Linked DNA regions of Homo sapiens: region 2 is linked to region 1. Evidence: chromatin loops called from intact Hi-C (ENCODE). Cell type or tissue: PC-3. All regions are shown on one strand.

Region 1 (2,500 bases):
GCCCCAGTTTCCTCATCTATAACACGAATATTTCCTATGCTGCAAGACTGAGAGGAGAACGAGGAGATGTCTGAAGGCTTCCAGATACATAGTAGTGCATGAGAAGTATAGCTATTGTGATTAATTGGATTTAAATAATGAATCAATAACAGTAGAAGCTCATTTGCACACAACTACAGAAAGAATGTGAGTTGACTCACTCCCCATCATAAAAGATTGTTCTGGAATAGATGGTGTACCCAAAAGAATACAGAAGTAGGAGTCAGAGAAGCCATGTGCTGCCTCTGTGTGATGTGGAGCAAGGAGCTGTGTGATCTTAGAGAAGTTCCTCAGCCACTCCAGGCTTCATTATCTCATCAACTAATGGACAGGGCTGGGTCACTTTATCCCTAAGGTCCCATTCCAGCTAGCAGTCTCGAATTCAGGTTCTGTTCCAGGCACTTGCCAATCTGGGTTCTAATGTATTTGCCTTCCCATTCTGGTGAGTGCTGGGCCCTTAGAATCCTAGTGAAAAATATCCTTTCAGTGGAGGTACTGAGGGTGTATATTTAAGTGAACATCTCATCTCATCTCCTCCCTTAAATGTAAAAACATCTGGCATGTTTATGTTCCTGATACTCTTCAAGAGACTTGTGAACTAGAATACTAAAAATAACTGCTGAACTTAAGTAATTACTGTAATGAAAACTAACAATTTAGTCCCCTGTGATTTGTTGCCTGGCTTTGTCCCGCAATATGGACGGATCAATATGACTGTCCTCTGGTCTATGCTTGCATTGATTTTTCAGGTGTAGGCTTAATGACCTAATTAAGCTTCTTGGAGGAAAACAATTTTGTTGTACCTGACTACATGCCATGTTTCATAGAGAACTTACAGAATAATATTTTCCTGAAATTCCCCAGAGTTCTAAAAAAACAACTTACCAGGTGGTGGTGACAAACTGGAATTATCAGTATCTTCTGTTGAGGAAAAGAGGTGATTCAGAATTAGTTTCATGAGGACTAAAATCAATAAAATTGTACTATATTAAGGATTTTTTGTCAAATAAGTAGGTTTCAGCTACTCATGTCACTAAAAAAAAGTATGTGAATGTTTATCAGCCTCACTACTGTAACAATTTCACTATCCATATGTACTCCATCCCATCATGTTATAAACCTCAAATGTGCACAATAAAATTTATTTTAAAAAATAAGATAAAATTAGTTTAATTTATGCACACATTTGTAGGAGATTAACATCTTTAATGGAAGTGAACGTAAGCTGAATTACAAATAGCTACCAAAAGAGGGCAGTATGTTAATTTACTATTATTTTCAACAGCCTAATCAATACTTTTTAACGTGTATGTTTGCATAAATTAAACTTCCATTAACTGTGCTGCTTTTGAGCACAGACGTTATATCTATTAAGCCATTTCTTTCTTATGAGTTAAGCTAGATCAGACACCTCTGGGTTTATAAACTACAAGAGCTGCTGAGTTATTTATTTGGGGAAAATGCTCAGATCTCTTAAAAGAAAAGTAATTCTATATTTCTATCTATGAAAATAATACATACATATTGGAGAAACGAGAAATTACAGATAAGCAAGAAGAAGAAAATAAAAACCATCTATAATTTCACCACTCAGAGAAAAATGACATTAACATGTTAGTATATATTATTTCTCTATGTGTGTATATATATTTACATATATAGATATATGCATGTGTTTATATGTGTATATATTTACATATATACAGATACATGCATATATGTTTATATGTATATATATGTATGTATAAGGATTATATCACACAAAAATATTTATAACTTGATTTTTCTCATGACAATATATCATGAACGTCATTCTATATCATCAAACAATTTTCCACAACACCATCTATGATGGCTGAATAGCACTTCAATTGTTGTATGTACTATTTATCTATATAACAAATTTCCTCTTAATGGGCATTTTGGTGTGTATGATTTTTCATGATTACAAACAATGCTGCAATAAATCCTTTGGGCTAAATTTTTACATACATATGTGGCTATTTCTTTCAGAAATTCCATAAATGTTGTTTGCAAAATGCCCTAGAGAAAACTTGGACCAATTTATACTACCCTTTAGAAGTGTTACATCCCCAAATACTGACCCACATGGGGTGTTATCTTATACATTAAAAAAATTAATTACAAAGGGATATTTTTACAATGTTATCTTGAGATACAATTAATAGGAAAGAATAAGTATGTTTGCAAACTAACATTGCACAGTGAAACATACCTGGTAGCCTCCAGGAGCCTATTTTCTTGAAATGATGGTAGGGTACTGATTGTTTTCTGGGATAATTAAAATCATAGTTCGGCTCGAAAGCAGGACTGAATGAGTGCCCAAGTTCCCCAATAACCCTGCAGCCAACAAGGCAAATGTAGGCAAGTGGCTAGGTGCTTTGGTGCCCTAATTTAATTGCAGTTACTTCTTCCTTAGTCTCTGTTCTTCTGTATCTCT
Region 2 (2,500 bases), 130 kb after region 1:
CTCTAACCAGTCTTCATTTTTTTTTTTTTGAAACGGTGTCTCGCTCTCTCGCCCAGGCTGGAGTGCAGTGGCACGGTCTCGGCTCAGTGCAAGCTCTGCCTCCGGGGTTCACGCCATTCTCCTGCCTCAGCCTCCCGAGTAGCTGGGACTACCGGTGCCCACCACCACACCCAGCTAATTTTTTTTTTTTTGTATTTTTAGTAGAGACGGGGTTTCACCGTGTTAGCCAGGATGGTCTCAATCTCCTGACCTCGTGATCCGCCTGCCTCGGCCTCCCAAAGTGCTGGGATTACAGGCGTGAGCCACCGCGACCTGCCCAGTCTTCATATTATATCACTCAGGCTTCCAAAACCGGGGAGAAAGCATCCCATGGTCCCCTAGCATAGGTCACCTGCTGGCATCAAGATGAGGAAGCTGGCTCATTAAAATCCACCAGAGGAGACAGACACCACCACCCTCCAAGACAAGACAGAGTGGGAGAAAGGTGAGCCCCCTCAAACTATTAGGGTGCTATTAGGAAGTGGGGAATGAGATCCTGTTGAAGTGAAATATGATGTCGCCACTGTTTATCTCTTCTGTGGGTCATTTTGCGTCTGAAGTGTCTTCTCCATCGTTTATTTCTTATCCATTTAAAAAATCTCCCTGAAAAGCAACATCCTTCCCTCTGCACCATTTCAACTTTCTCCCTCAGATTCACCAATCAAACCGACTGTCAGATTCAGGGGATGTTTCTCAGGCTTGATCTTTCTAAATATTCTAGTTTGGGATTCCTTAAAAGCAGAACCTGAGACAAGAATTTGACTGTAAGTCATTTATTTGGGAGGTGACCCCAGGAAACACTGGTAAAGGAGTGAAGAAATGAGAAGGAAGGGAAACGAAGTCAACACAGTGTGTTGTTAACAAGTTATCACGATGGGCAAGCGAGGCTTAATCCCGCGGGGAACCCTGGGAAATGGTGCAGAACACGTATCTCAGAGTTAGGTCACCCAAGGGGCAAGGGGGCTGGAGTAGTTCTACACCAGCTTCTGTCAAGAGTTGGTTGAGGGCTGCTTGGCGGAGGGGGGCATTCCCTGGCATTTCCAGCCTGTCATGCCCATGGACAGAGCAGGCTCTGGAAGCCAGAGAAAGAGAGTTGAAGCAATGCAACTTCTAGCAGTTGGAAGTCTGGCAGCACACACTGGTAAGGGCCGAGGGAATGTGGGTGGGGCACTGGCAGTATTTGCTTTACTAGACATTTCTGTGTGTGGTTTCACATCACTGATGACTCTTTCTGACTCGCTTCCTTTCCGTGGATACTAGAACACCCCACCCCACTTGTTTTCTGCCCTCTTCTCTTGCCACTTCTTCCCAGTCTTCTTCACAGATTCCTTGGTTGTTTCCCCCACATCCCTGCCAACTTAGATGTTGGTAATTAGCTATTGTCTTCTCATCCCACATACTTTCCTTGGCAACCTCAATCACATCTTTTGTCACCAAAGCCCATCTATAGCCCAGCTGGTCCACACTGAGATTTCTAGCCCTGCTCTCTTTCATGGAGTCTAGACCCAACAGCCTAATGAATGCCTCCACTTGGGTCTCCCGTGAGGCCCAACAGGTCTAAAACTTACCTCTCCAGATCTCTCTCCACCACTGAGGGCCCTCTCTCAAAATGGCAGCACTAGCCACCCAGGTTCCTAAGCCACAGACCCGGAGTCATCCTTCCTTCCCTCTCCCCTCTCCTTGCCCGTGATGTCTAATTGGCCACAATCCCTTTAAGGCAGACTACTGTTATGCACCATCTTTAATAAAGTCAAGGTGTAGAAGGTGCTCCTCGCTTTGTCCCCAACATTCTTTTTGCTCTTTTTGGGCTCAGCCCACTTCCTGAAACTTTGTTGACTTCATTCCTGCCCCCCTGGCTTGCAAAGACCTCAGTCTCCCTGGCTCACCTCAGAGTGTTTGCTACAGCCTCAGAGTTGCATTTATTCTCAGGATCCTTCCACTTTTGCTAGGATTCCAAATCATTTAGGGTCCAGTTCACTTGTAAGTTACACAAATCCAAAATAACTGGGCCTTAAATAAGATAGAAGTATATTCATTTCTTATGTTTAAAAAAAAAATGTCCAAAGGAAGTCAGTCCAGGGCTGGTGTGGTCCCCTGGAGGGACTCAGTTTCTGCTTCTAATGGGGAACCCAAACTTGGACAATAGAGTAAAAATACACTTGGGGCATTTGATTCAAAATAAGAATTCCCCTGAGCACAGTTCTCTGACAACTTGGGTAAATGTCAGGTGTCCATAAATCTGTGGAGGGCAGAAGCCCTTGGAAAGTTTTCTTTTTTCCTTTTTTTTTTTTGAGACAAAGTCTGTCTCTGTCACCCAGGCTGGACTGCAGTGGCGCAGTCTCGGCTCACTGCAACCTCCGCCTCCTGGGTTGAATTGATTCTCTTGCCTCAGCCTCCTGAGTAGCTGGGATTACAAGTGTGTGCCACCATGCCCGGCTATTTTTTTTTTAATTTATTTTTA

The links. A loop is a pair of places that touch in the nucleus more often than their neighbours do. Peaks named below come from ENCODE experiments on the same cell type or tissue, not always from the same donor. Only the 100,000 strongest peaks of a DNase experiment are listed, where the experiment ranks them.
Region 2: a loop joins it to region 1, with 2.5 times the contacts of the local background. A loop is called at or near these places in 2 of 110 quality-filtered maps.

What each region holds. Positions count from the first base shown.
Region 1 is chrX:19,039,265-19,041,764 of GRCh38, forward strand. It overlaps ADGRG2 (adhesion G protein-coupled receptor G2), which reads right to left. Exons shown (of 29, transcript NM_001079858.3): 4 at 925-960. The region is part of intron 2 of LOC101928415 (a long non-coding RNA gene); the gene reads left to right. Among named protein-coding and RNA genes, the nearest start is that of PHKA2, 56 kb to the left of the region's middle. In PC-3, CTCF peaks have their summits at 1,309 (motif pointing right) and 1,328 (motif pointing right); no DNase peak of the experiment used is centred here.
Region 2 is chrX:19,173,623-19,176,122 of GRCh38, forward strand. No RefSeq gene overlaps it. Among named protein-coding and RNA genes, the nearest start is that of ADGRG2, 52 kb to the left of the region's middle. In PC-3, no CTCF peak of the experiment used is centred here; a DNase peak (open chromatin) is centred at 1,229; H3K27ac peaks cover 1,794 bases.